Linked DNA regions of Homo sapiens: region 2 is linked to region 1. Evidence: chromatin contacts called from ENCODE Hi-C or POLR2A ChIA-PET data. All regions are on one chromosome and are shown on one strand. Each heading gives the region's core, a stretch centred on a gene start or an enhancer-like site at or near the end of the contact. The rest is flanking DNA. Distances are from core to core; before and after follow the strand shown.

What was found. Hi-C counts contacts between places; a loop is a spot of excess contacts on that map. ChIA-PET counts read pairs that join two places held with the same protein, here RNA polymerase II (POLR2A).
Region 2: a loop to region 1 is called in a map of HL-60/S4, with 2.7 times the contacts of the local background. The contact joins two enhancer-like sites. A Hi-C loop is called at or near these places in 1 of 168 maps with a recorded cell type or tissue (HL-60/S4). POLR2A ChIA-PET finds 5 or more read pairs at or near these places in 2 of 52 experiments (AG04449 and H1).

What each region holds. Positions count from the first base shown.
Region 1 is chr9:35,992,167-35,999,229 of GRCh38, reverse strand. It overlaps the pseudogene OR13C6P. Among named protein-coding and RNA genes, the nearest start is that of OR2S2, 38 kb to the right of the region's middle. Within about 2 kb of position 2,414, at least 4 of the 41 ENCODE cell types and tissues checked have a DNase peak (open chromatin) inside an H3K27ac peak, as active enhancers do.
Region 2 is chr9:35,935,270-35,942,332 of GRCh38, reverse strand. No RefSeq gene overlaps it. Among named protein-coding and RNA genes, the nearest start is that of OR2S2, 19 kb to the left of the region's middle. Within about 2 kb of position 3,693, at least 2 of the 41 ENCODE cell types and tissues checked have a DNase peak (open chromatin) inside an H3K27ac peak, as active enhancers do.

The DNA of each region.
Region 1 (7,063 bases), core at 1,165-3,664:
ACCTATATATTTATAGGTATTCTACTGTACCAATATGTTATGGACATTTACAATGTTTACAAAAATAGAAGTTCAAAAAGATAGGACAAAGATAAAATTTTTTTTAAAAAAAGAGCAAACATGGGACAAAATCAGAAGAAAATGAGGGTAGGCCACAGATTCATTCATTCATTTATTCAGCATCTATGTATTGAGAGTCAGTTGTGAGTGAAGCCCTATTTTTATACTAAGGAAACATCTGTGAACAATACAGAAAAAAACTTACCTCTGTGAAACTTGTATTCTAACAGGAGAGAAATAAGCAATAAACAATTACAAAAATAAATAGGATGTTAGAAATTTTATGGAATCAAGACTGCATAAAGGATAACTGAACACATGCATCTAATTTCATTCCTCCTAAAACCCATGAAAACTATAGTCTTTCTTTCTTTCCAATAAAATCTACAAGGTTAAGCAGAAGAAGTAAGATATCAACAGCAAGAACATTGTGAAAGTTAGGAAGCAGATGAACTAGTGCTAATTGCCATAGCAGATCTGACAGAGCCAAATCCCAAGCCAGAAACTTGGAAAAGTAAGTGTCTTACTCCATTTTCTGCTGCTTTAACAGAATATTTGAGACTGGGTAATTTATAAATAATAGACATTTATTTGGCTCACAGTTCTGGAGGCTGTGAAGTCCAAGAGCATGACACTGGCATCTAGTGAAGGCCTTCGTGTTGCATCATCCATGGCAGAAGGTGAAAGAGCAAGCAAGTACATGAAACAAGGAGAGAAAGGAGGCCAAACTCCTGCAATAACTCACTCCTGCAATAATGGCATTAACCCCTTCATGAAGGCTGAGCCCTCTTGGCTTAATCACCTCTTAAAGGTCCCATCTCTCAGCACTGTTACCATGGCAGTTAAATTTCACCATGAGTTTTTGAGGGGATATTCAAACCACAGTAATTGATAACAACTAGATTTGTAGCACAGAGAAACTCACTGTACCAAGTACCTCTAGGACCGGGGTGAAGGAAGTACTACTAAAAAAGGAAGACTAGGTGACAAATGTATAAGAAACAGAGTCCCTACACCCCTTCATTCATTCCATGACATTAGTCAACTATCTCTTGCCTACCCCAACAAAACTTTTATTCTCTGGAGGGTAAAATCATGGCTCTCTGGACTGGCAGACAACAGCCACAGTTGAGAGTATGGGTACTTTACTCTTTCATGGAGTAAAAAAACAATTAGCATAAAAGATCAGGAATCAAAATGGCTTCTGATTGCACCAGAATTACCTTCAAATTCAGAGGGAAGATGATTTCCAATAAGTTCCTAGAATTCCACACACTACTGTGTTGATTAACTTTATGTGTCAACTTGACTGGGTCATGGGGTGCCCAGATATTGGGTCAAATATTATTCTGGATATGTCTGTGAGGGAGAACCTGGATGAGATTAATATTTGAATGCATAGATGGAGTAAAGCAGATTATCCTCCCTAATGTACTAAGCCTCATTCAATCAGTGAAAGTCTTGAATAGAACAAAAAGGATGAGTAAGAGGGAACTTCTCCTGCCTTTGAGCTGGGACATTAGTTTTTTCATCAGCTCTCCTGGGCCACCAGCCTGCTGACTGCAAATCTTGGGACTTGTCAGCCTCCATAATCAGATAAGCCAGTTCCTTATAACACGTACACACACACACACACACACACACACACACACACACACTATTAGTACTGTTTCTCTCAAGAACCCTGGCTAATACACCCACCAAATTATCACTCAGGAGGTTAAATAAAAATATGTTCAGACACATAAGATCTCAAAAATGTGTATATAATACACTTTTTCTCAAGAAGTTATTCAAGGCTGAGTGAATGGCTTATGCCTGTAATCCCAGCACTTTGGGAAGCTGAGGTGGGTGGATCATCTGAGGTCAGGAGTTCAGGACCAGCCTGGTGCCCATGGCAAAACCCCACCTCTACTAAAAATACAAAAGTTAGCTGGGTGTGGTGGCATGCGCCTGTAATCCCAGCTGCTCAGAAGGCTGAGGCAGGAGAATCACTTGAACCATGGAGGCGGAGGTTGCAGTGAGCCAAGATTGCGCCATTGCACTCCAGCCTGGGTGACGGAATGAGATTCCATCTCAAAAAAAAAAAAGAAGTTATTCAAGAAAGTGCTCTATCAAAATAAGAGAATAAACCAAGAAATAGAAAGAAACTGACAAAAGAAACAGAAGTTCCAACCCATAAGAGAGGTGTAAGGAGTCCCCAGGACAGTAAAAGGAGATCCTGGCATGACAGTTGTACACCCTGCAGAGAAGACAGCCAGCCCAGAGGGCAGCCCTATGACTCCAGAGACAGGCATGTCAAGGGCTCTTATTCATAGACCCCTGCTGCCTATGGTGATTAACTTGAGGACAGAATGCCCCAGACAGCCTGGCCCACATTCTTTCCTGCACTGGCCTTATCTTGGCCATGCATGTATAAAATGCCCTCTTCTCTCTCCATGTCTTGCTGACTGGGTTAGTAGAGGACACTCATTCCACTCCAGAGAGTATTCTGCTTTGATCTATTCCCAAGAGTGGGAAGAGGGCCATACTCAGAGCTTAGAAGCAGAAAACATAAAACAATCCACTCTCTCTGATGATATTTCTGCCAGATGTCTGGTACCTGGCCACACTGCAGCACTGTCTGACTTACCCGGAAGGGACTATTGAAACTGAGAGCTTAGATTCTCAGGAGAGTCTTCCCCAAAACAGTGACAATATTTTTTTTTCATCAAAAAGCTAGATTTGCCAGTCAGAATGACTATTATTAAAAAGTCAAAAAATAACAGATGTTAGTGAGGGTGAGAAAAAAGGGAAACATTTGTACATTGTTGGTGGGAAGGCAAGTCAGTGCAACCTCAATGGAAAACAGGATTGAGATTTCTCAAAGAACTAAAAATAGAACTACCACTCAATCTACTTTTTTACAGAATTAATTCTTTTTTTTTTTTCTGAGACAGAATTTTGCTTGTATTGCCCAGGCTGGAGTGCAATGGCGCAATCTCTACTCACTGCAACCTCCACCTCCTGGGTTCAAGTGATTCTCCTGTCTTAGCCTCCCGAGTAGCTGGGATTACAGGCATGCGCCACCACGCTTGGCTAATTTTTGTGTTTTTAGTAGAGATGGGGTTTCACCATTACATAATTAATTCTTTTCCTTTATGTAGATACCACTACTGGGTATCTACATAAAGGAAAAGAATTAATTACGTAAAAAAAGATACCCACACTGGTACATTTATTGCAGCATTATTCACAACAGCAAAGATGGAATAAATCTAAGCATCTATAGATAGATGATTGGATAAAGAAAATGTCATCTACGTACACAATGGAGTACTCTTTGGACATAGAAACGAAGGCAACCATGTATTTTGCAGCAACATGGATGGAACTGGCCATGTTGGATGTCCAGTCTCTTAAGTTATGCAGCCCGGAAACAGAAAGTCAAATACCAGTGTGTCCACATGGACATAAAGTGTGGAATAATTGACATTGGATACTAGGAAGTGTGGGATGGTGAGGGGGGCTGAGGGAGGAGAAGTTACTTAATTGGCATAATGTACATTATTTTGGGTGATGGTTGCACTAAAAACCCAGACTTCACCACAACTCAGTATATCTGTGTAACAAAACTTCACTTGTACCCCTTAAATGTATTGTTTTAAAAAGCTAGGTTTGTAATTGTCACTCCATTTTTCAAAATGGAACAATTCATTGTACACCAATACATTGTAGAAGGTAAAACTGTGAAGGAAATAAAGGGAATATATATTAGCTTTCTCTTGTTGCATAATAAACCACCCCAATATCAGCAGCTTAAAACACCTAATTATTAGCTCACAGTTCTGGAAGTGAGAAGGTTGGGTGAGTTAGGCTGGGCTCTGAGAAAAAGTCAAGTTCATTGGTATTGGTGGCAGAATTCAATTCCTTGTGTTTTTTAGACTATGGTCCCAGTTTCCTTGCTGGCTGTCACCAGGGCTCATGCTTAGCTCCTTGTGGCAGCTCTCTGGTTCTTGTTTGCGGCTCCCTCCATCTTATAATCAAGAAACAGCATGTGGAATTCTTCCCACACTTTGAATCTGGCTTCTCCTTCTGCTACTAACCAGAGAAAACTGTTTTTAAAGGGCTCACTTGATTAGTTAGGTCAGACCTCGCTGGATAATCTTCTAATCTTAAAGACAACTGATTTGGAGCTTTAGTTACATTGACAAAATCCCTTCACAGCAGTACCTAGGTTAATGTTTGATCACCACACGAAGGGAATTATGTGATCATATGGGGATCATGAAGATTCTGCCTACCACAAAATGATTTCCATAGAAGTCAAAATAGTGGTCACTTCTGGAAGGGAGGGAATAAGGAAATTTAATTGGATAGGGAAATAAGAGGGGCTTCTAAGGTTCTGGAACATCCTAATTTTAACCTGGGTTGGGGGGGGGGACATGGTAGTATACTTTCTTATTTTTCCTTAAATGGTATACATATGCTTTTTACATTCTTTTGTGTGTGTAATATATCTCACAAAAAGAAAAAAATTCAATGCAAGACAAAATGGCTTATGACTACGAATGTGGCATGTATTTGATTCTAGGATTTTTAGAGCTAGTGTATGTATAAGGCAGGCATGTTCCTTTGTGAAAGAGGTGGTTAGGATTGCCCAAGTGTTTTTGCTAACACTGGGCAGGCTCTTCTTGCACACCAAGAACATCTGTGGAATGAGAGCTCATCATATGTGCCACCTACCATCTCCGGTATTCAAATTAAATGGGAAAGGGAAAACTGGAATGTGATTAAGAAACTATAGTGTATCAGAAAACAGTGGTCCACATTGAAGATGCTTCTGGCTGCTGCTTGGGCAGTCACAGCTCTCAGCTTTGGATCTTAGAAGTGGAGGTTACCAGATCCCAGTGGTAAATCAGCGATGCTCTCACAAATGCACAGATATAGTATACTCATGCACACACACACAGGAAAAGACTGAGCTGTTCGCAACAGGACACCACTTCCGTGATCAACTGTTCTTTTTTAAGTCCACAGCTGCCTTGCCTCTGAAACTCTCTGGTAGAAGCCATGACCAGATTCACTTATGACCCTTTAAAGGTCTGGTCTGGGTAGGGTATGCCTAGCAGAACCTATTTGGTGGGATGCAGACAAGAGATCTTCTGGGTCACTGGCTTTCATACAAACCTGAGATCCTGAACCCTTTGAATTTGTAAATGGCCAAGGGGACTAACCCACAAGGATTCGTCCTGTGTGGTTTCCTATTCCCCCAGATCTATCATGGACTCTGGTGACAGTTCTCATGGACTGGGGGTTCTTGTTAATTTGGGGAGGGCCAGGATGATCCTTCCGCTCTAATACTTTCCAATAGCCCAGCAAAATGGGTAGGAAGAGAGGGAAGGAGAGAAGAAAGTATTTCTGGAGAGACTTCAGAGTAATTGGATCATGGGGACACAATCCCAGATGTATAAGAAGTTTCTTGACTTGGTAACTTGAATTTCCAAACTTTAAATGACTTTGGGGACTAGAATACTCCAAATAGCAGGATGGGATTTAAGTGGCTTTGTATGAGCAATGATTAGTCTTTTGTGGATTTTACCAAAACACAGAACAAAGACAAGAAAACGTCCACCCATTTCAGGCACTAACTCATCTGGCTGCTGCTTTCTGACCAGATTGGCTATTTTTGGCTTCTGGACTACTCCCAGATCCCAGAGAAGTAATTTGAATCAACACATTTGTTGAAAAGGTAAGCGAGCACTTTTAAAAGAATATAGAAACTCTTGTGGGCCCAGCTCCATCCCCGGTAGCATACCTGGTGACTAAGTGGCATGGGGGAATTTTGAAGGAAATAGAAAAGGATGTCTCCATGGTGCAACAGTCCAAGAATGAGAAATTCATGAGATCATTTAGTCCCTGGGATGGAATATCTCTGATAATAATCTATTCCAAAGTAAGCATCCAGGAAATGAAGTTCAGAGAAGAAAAAGGACTTCACGATGCCCATGCATTGATTGGTTGGCAAATGCCAGTCCTGTAAATATGTGCTCCAGAAGAGTCTGGCAAGTGAGTGAGTGAATGAATGGGTGGACAAATAGCCCAGGGTTCTGTAGATCTTGGAAGTGCTAGTAAAGAGGAGGCAGAGAGCATCTGAAATTGCTCACAGGCCGGGTGCCATGGCTCACGCCTGTAATCCCAGCATTTTGGGAGGCCAGGGTGGTAGGATTGCTTGAGCCCAGGAATTTAAGCCCAGCCTGGGCAACAAAGTGAGACCTCGTCTCCAGAAAAAATTAAAAATTAGCCAGGTGTAGTGGCATACGCATGTGGTCCCAGCTACCTGGGAGACTGAGGCAGGAGGATTGCTTGAGCCTGGAGTTTGAGTCTGCAACGAGCTGTATTTGCCCTACTGCACTCCAGCCTAGGTAATGGAGTAAGACTCTGTCTCAAATAATAATAATAATAATTTTTAAAAGTGCTCACAGAGCAGAATGGTCAGGGATTGAGGATGAGGAGTACCAGTTTTTTCTACCAGTCCTAGGTCCCAAGGGGAAAAAACATACAAATGGAATATAACATTTCTTGCCAAAATTGAACCAAATGAATCATCCACACATGTAACTTGAAGTAAATGTGTGATGCCTGTCTTAAATGTGATGAGGAAAATTAAATCTAATCAGGTGACATTTGAAACCTCTCTATGGGGTGGCCAAATACCACCAAGTAGATTTTGATCAAATTTCCTGCATTTTACTTAAAGCAATATCGAGAAACCTTTGAATTGTCAGAGCTGTTCTCCAATTGCTCAGCAAGTCTGGGCTTCCTCACTGGCTGTCTGGGCACTTTAGGCATCAGAGAATCATGGAGCTGGCCCTCTGAGTTTGTACAAGTGACATAGAAACACCATGGTCAGTTCCAATCAGACCTCCCCTGTGCTGGGGTTCCTTCTCCTGGGGCTCTCTGCCCATCCAAAGCTGGAGAAGACATTCTTCGTGCTCATCCTGCTGATGTACCTGGTGATCCT
Region 2 (7,063 bases), core at 2,444-4,943, 58 kb after region 1:
TCCTTTTTCTGCGCATGCCTGTAATCCCAGCTACTGGGGAGGCCGAGGCAGGAGAATCGTTTGAACCCAGGAGGCGGAGGTTGCAGTGAGCCAAGATTGCGCCATTGCCCTCCAGCTTGGGCAACAGGAGCGAAACTCCATCTTCCAAAAAAATAAAAAATAAAGGAGTGATGTGCAATACAATTTTTTAAAAAAGAATCCCAAACATATTGGCATGCAAGGGGGATGAAGAGATAGGTAGCATCTTCTGTGATATGTCAGTGGGCTGTGCACGTGCACTATTTTTTACATTATTTGAAGCACTCACGTACTTAGTTTTTATTTTGCCCTAAAAGTATTTTTTGTGCTATGATTTTATTTGTGGTGCCCTTTGAGTGCAAGATGATTATGAAGCCTCAAAATGTTGAAAAATTGTTGAAGAAAATAGTACAGAAAGAAGACTGCACCTGCCAAAGAATGACCTCTCCGATCTCTTCTCTACCAGCCCACTCACATCTTTCTTCCTCCCTTGAGAGTAAAATATGCTCCACTATAGTATCTTTCACATATAAATGCCTTCTACCTATGTACTTCTACCTAATAACTTTCTAATTATTGTTTCTTACATAAACTTGCTTTCATTGTTCAGTCAATAGATTTTTCTATGTGTGAATATTGAGGATATCATTGGTCAGAATGAAATGCATCATAGGTTTCCCATTAAAATAAATGGAAATATTTTTCCATCTAATGATTTATTTTCCCCTGAGCAGCAAGGTTTTTCAGGAAAGAATTGACATCTTTAAGCAAAGGATAGGTGTTTTATATGTTTTGTATATGCGATGCTCCCTACAGAGTAAAAGTGAAGTCACATTGCCCCCATGGAGCTCATGGCTACTATTTCAGGAATGAATTGAAGTGCCTGGAAAACTTAAGTCCCTGGGATGACTAGACATGTCCCTATTCCTTGCTGCAGGTAGGAAGACAGCATTCTCAACATGTTGTATTTGTGATCAGAGGGACCAAGATTTGGCCTCTCACCACTAAGAGGAAATGACCTAGAGACCTATGGACTATGCCCCATGAAGTCAAGTTAACATAAGGGAAAAGGTGTGTATCAGCAAGGATTAGGCTTAACTGCAAATAATAGAGTCTCACAGAAGCACTGTTTAAACCAGATGGCAGTTTATTTCTCTGTCCTGTGTAGAGACTGAAGCATAGGCAATCTGGGACTGTGGTAGGAGCTCTATTCCTTCAAGTCCTCAGGGTCTCAAACTCCTTCTAGCTTACTTCTTAATCATCCCTACAGTGTGGTCCGTATTACCTCACAGTCTAAGAAGGCAGCAAGAGCTCCAGCTCCACAGCACATTCCAAGCAGTAGGATAGAAAGAGTGACAAGGAGGAAGGGATGCAAAGGCCATATACCAGCTGTCCTCTAAGAAAGGTTTCTAGAAGCTACCATACTTTAATTCTGCTTGTAACTTATTAGCCTGAACTTATTCATGTGGCCACAGAAGATGCAGTTCACTGCAGAAGATGCTGAAAAATAAAGCCTTAATTCTGGGCGGCCATGTTTCTTAGTCAGCTTGGGCTGACTATAGGCTTAAACAACAGACACTTATTTCTCACCGTTCTGGAGGCCTGGGAAGTCCAAGATCAAAGTGCCAGCTGTTTCCGTTTCTGGTGAGGGCTCTCTTCCTGGCTTGTAGATTTTGAGCTTCTTGCTGCATGCCTTTCCTGGGTGTGCAGGTGTGGGAGGAGAAAGGGAAAGCATGATCTTGATCAGAGAGAAAGAGCGCGATCAGCTCATTCTTTGCCCTTAAGTCTCACTCAGGTTCTGATGAAGTGGACAATATAATTGTAATTGGGATTATGGGTACTATTTCCTTATGCGCATCTGAAATAATAAATTATGCATTTATATGTGGACTTAGATTCTTTGGCTGTTTCCAGACAACAAGAACGTTTCATCTTTTGTGACATACTCCCAAAAGGTATGACAATAAAATCTTCACTTTTATATCTCTGAGAAGATGAGATGTTTTTACAATTGTTATCACAATTCTCTATCCTAGGAAATGGGCTTTCTAAGATCTCACTGTGTGTTGTGCTTTATCCAACATGCAGCCAGATGACCCATGGCCTTAGAGATATGGCAGTATGCTGGTTTCATCCCCTGTTCTGCAAGCTAAGCATCAACAGCTATGACATATATTTGCACATTCGTGTTTCAACTCAGGCCCCAAAGCATCATTGCAGAATTCACACATTATTAATTTCCTAAAGTCTAAACATGTAACAAATTCCAATGAGAGAAATAGTGCAGGTACCCATGGAAAGATACAGGCCGTCATGACGCAGACAGGGATGCACGACCAACACTCAATAGCTAAAGTAGCCAGAATTCTCAGAAAACCTGCATACAACTAAGAACTGCCTTTCCTCATAACTCTGTCAGCCCTTTGAGAGACAAACTGCCTCTTTGCAGCTGATCAGTGCACCCAAGGACAAACAGAGACCATCTGGAGGTTTTTTTTGTTTTGTTTTGTTTTGTTTTTTGAGATGGAGTTTCACTCTTGTTGCCCAGGCCAGAGTGCAACGGCGTGATCTCAGCTCACCGCAACCTCTATCTCCTGGGTTCGAGAGATTCTCCTGCCTCAGCCTCCCTAGCAGCTGCGATTACAGGCGCATGCCACCACACCCAGCTAATTTTGTATTTTTAGTAAAAACAGGGTTTCTCCTTGTTGGTCAGGCTGGTCTGGAACTCCTGACCTCAGGTGATCTACCCGCCTCGGCCTCCCAAAGTGCTGGGATTACAGGCATCAGCCACTGTGCCCGGCCAGGTTTTGTTTTTGTATACTCTGCCTTTACCTTTGTCCAAGGAGACGATCTATGCAATCCTTGTCTTCTCCATACACAAGTAAATCTTCAGCTGTACTCTAAATATCTGAGTTACTGTCCTCCTCATAATGTTGCTATTGTAATAGCATAAAAAACACTTTGGAACAGAATCGATTTCACCACTAGTAAAACACTTGCATTCCTTTACTTCAGCAACCTTCACAAATAGTCTTCAAAGTGCACATTATGGCTCAACTGAATCTTCTGGTAGAAAATCCCGTTATAAGAGACAGCTGGGCCTGAGGCTTCAATTAACCCCATTTCACCAAACTCACTGGGTAAGGGAGCTATAGGAACTACCAAGTGGTGGTTTTTGCTTGGATCACACAACTATCATCTGCATGAACCACTCTCATATTTTTTTTATTGCTGTGACAGTTAACCTGAACGATACAACTCCAGCAAAAACCCTGCAACACTGGGCCAGACAGCCACAGGCCCACATAATACACACGGTGGTACAAATCAACACCATCCATTTCAAAATACTGAGGATTGAGAAGAGGTTGACTCATCCCACAGGTGTTGAATGTCTGTCGTTATGGTCCACCAGCCTTACTAAGGGCTCCTATTCTATCTAGATTTACCATCCAGATTTAGTTTTAAAAGTCCCTAACCCTAAAGTACCTCATTGATCTCTCCCAAATCCTCACCGCTAAGGGAACACAAAGTTCTCACCAAAAGTTTCCAGTGACTTCACCTTCCTGGACTGTAACAGGGATACTTGGGGGGCCAACCTCTGTTTCTCTTGGATGATCGCAGGTTTTAATGTCCAAGTGACAGGCCCTGGAAAGTGCTGGGCCCTCCAAAATTCTTCTGTGGGCTGACCACACCTCGGGATTTGACCTGTGGGGCAGGGAGACACTATGTTGCAACTGTAGGTGCGAGACAACGGCCCTGGGCCTATGTGCATCTGGGCTGGGGGACCCTGGCACATGAGCACTGACAGCAACCTGCTGCTGCTTTTTACCAGAGCAGTTGACACACCTTGCTTGTGTGTTCTGTTTTTAACCATTCTGAACTGAATGAAATTTAAGAATTTTTTAATAGCCACCGTCATCCTTGTTTAAATTAGTTTTAGGAAGTAGCTTTATAGTTTTACAGGATTTTTTTTTTAGACTCAGAGGAAGTCAAGCATCAAAGCATTTTTTTTTTTTAAGACTAACAGGATTTCAGATACATAATGAGAAAGTCACTTTATTTTCTGGCTAAAATTTTCAGACAGTTTAAAGGAAAACTTTTCATTTTGTGGGTTAGTTACATTGGAAACTGAGGCTTGGGAGGTTATCAGGTCTCCAGGGTCTTTTATTTTATTTGTTTGCTTCTACACAGAGATTAGTCATAGGAAGAAACTTAATTATTATTATTTTTTTTTTTTTGAGATGGAGTCTTGCTCTGTCGCCCAGGCTGGAGTGCAGTGGTGCAATCTCGGCTCACTGCAAGCTCCGCCTCCTTGGGTTCATGCCATTCTCCTTCCTCAGCCTCCCGAGTAGCTGGGATTACAGGCATCTGCCACCATACCCAGCTAATTTTTTGTATTTTTAGTAGAGACGGGGTTTCACCGTGTTAGTCAGGATGGTCTCGATCTCCTGGCCTCGTGATCCACCCACCTCGGCCTCCCAAAGTGGAAACTTAATTTTTTAAACAATTTTTCATCTTGCTAAGATGCGTAGTCTTGTTACATTACATCTGGGGCCAAAGTAGACAGTCCAAGGCATGTAGGCTGCACTGCTCCCCAAGAAGACTTGGGTGCCCCATTCTTTCTTCCTGCTCCACCTTACCCTATAGTGTTGTCCTCATGCAAATGATTAAATCCGGCTCACCACTTCCCTTCAAACCGTCCAGCCCAAAGAAAGGGGGACAGAGAAAGAATGGATAGTTTTTCCTAAGGACTTGACTTGGAAGTTGAACGCATTGTTTTTGCAAACATCTCATTACCCAGAAGTTAGTCATATGGCCTTACCCAGATGCAAAGGATTGCAGGAGATATCATATCTGTCTGTGAGGTCATGTGCTCAGCTAAAATGTAGAGGGTTTTATTGGTGAAATGAGGAAGTGAAAAATGGATATTGAAAGATTAGTGGTCTCTGCCACAATGACATTTGTTTCATGGATGATTGGTGGATCATGGCTAGTGGTTAACTTGGTGATTGGGAGTGCTTAGGGGAAGGGGTATGATTAGTTTTGGGGGAATTGATTACTTTGGAGGATGTAATGGTTTCTAGGGGTTTAATTAGGTTTAGGGCTGTGTGTTAGTCCATTTTGCATTGCCATAAAGGAATATCTGAGACTGGGTAATCTATTTTCAAAAAGAGATTTATTTGCCTTGTGGTTCTACAGGCTGTACAAGTTTGGTACCAGCATCTGCTCAGCTTCTGGTGAGGCCTCAGGAAGTTTCCACTCATGGCAGAAGACAAAGGGGGACAGGCGTGTCACCTGGCAGGACAGGGAGTGAGAGAGAGGGGATGGAGGTGTCAGGCTCTTTAAACCAGCTCTCACGTGAACTGACACAGTGAGAACTCACTCATTACCATGGGGATGGCATGAAGCCGTTCATAAGGGATCTGCCCCTATGACCCAAACACCTCCCACTAGGCCCCACCTCCAACATTGGTGATCACATTTCAACCTGGGATTTGGAAAGGACAAAACATCCAAACCATATCAGGCTGATTAGGCTTGAGGAAGGGAAAACTGTTGAGTCTGGATTGAAAGTCATTGTATTAATAGGTAGTGAGGCTGATTACATGATTATATGAGGATTTTAATAATATATATAACTCCTGGATTAATACCAAAATACAACAGAAAGGGTTCAGATATAGTAAGTTTGGTGATTCTGAGATATGACTTTTTGCTTTGCCAAATACTAAAACTTCTATGTAGAAATTAGTTAAGTATAACCAATGAGTTTTGTTTTTTTTTTAATAAAAGTGTCCAATTCTCCTCCTTCTCCTTGTGCACTGTACTGCAGGGCCAATATTCATTCCATTTAAGGCCCATTTGGTCTCCTGGAAAGCTGGCCACAAATAGCTTTCAATAACACCTCTGGGCATACACCAAAGAAGTAAATCTGACTCTAAGTAAAATCTTGTAGCTTGCCAATATTTTCACCAGTTAGGAATTATAGGAATTCAGCCATAGAATTTGAACATAAATTGAAGTCTCCTTTTAGCCATTTTTTGTTTTTAGTAGAGACCAAGATCCCATTCATTGCCAAACGTTTTCATAGGCATGAATGCTTGTGTTTGATCCAGGAATAATAAATGATTGACTGTTACCCAGCAGCAGGGTGGGGTGGGATTCCTGGCACTTTTTTTTTTTTTAAGCAAAGGAAAAACAACTGAGCAGACATTTGCTCTTTCAACAGCGTTTTGTGAAAATGTAAATTAAAGAGACTAGTCTTTTTAAAATTATTTCCATAATCACAAATACGACTGTGGAAAGTCAAGACAATGCTGTTTTAAGTCAATATAAGTTATCTGACCTAGACGTCGCCATTAGGACTGTCAACTAACAAGGCATCTGTAGTTTGCTAACTTTTTTATCTTAATGAATTCTGAATTCAAATGTTTTCTTTTTAAATATAAATATTTGCTTTCGCTAAAGGTAAGTTGAAATTCTTGAGTGTTGACTTGAGTACGTACAGAAAAGATCAGTTTCACTGCCAGTAGCTGGGAAATCCATGGTTGGAATTCAAAAACAGCCAATGTATTATACATCATTACATTTCATTGTACACATTCCTATAATATAGAATAAAATTTAAAATTATTTTTGAATAAAACCTTGATTATAGGAATCACAAGAGAAAAGTTTGCCTCATTTAAGAAGTGCTCTAAACTAATAGCTCTCAAACATTTTGCCCTGCAGGTTAGCAAAAATGAAAAGACTAATCAGACCTAATATTGCTAAGTGTAGAAGAAAATAAGTAGAGTCATGCGTTGTTTAGACTGAGATGCATTCTGAGAAATGCGTCATTAGACGATTTCATCATTGTGGGAACATCACAGACTGGACTTGCACGAACCTAGCCTAATATATACCTAAGCTATATGGCATGGCCTATGGCTGCTAAGCTAGAAACCTGTCCAGTGTGTTACTGTACTGGACACTGTAGGCAATTGTAACACAATGGTAAGTATTTGTGTATCTAAACATAGAAAAGGTACAGTAAAAATAT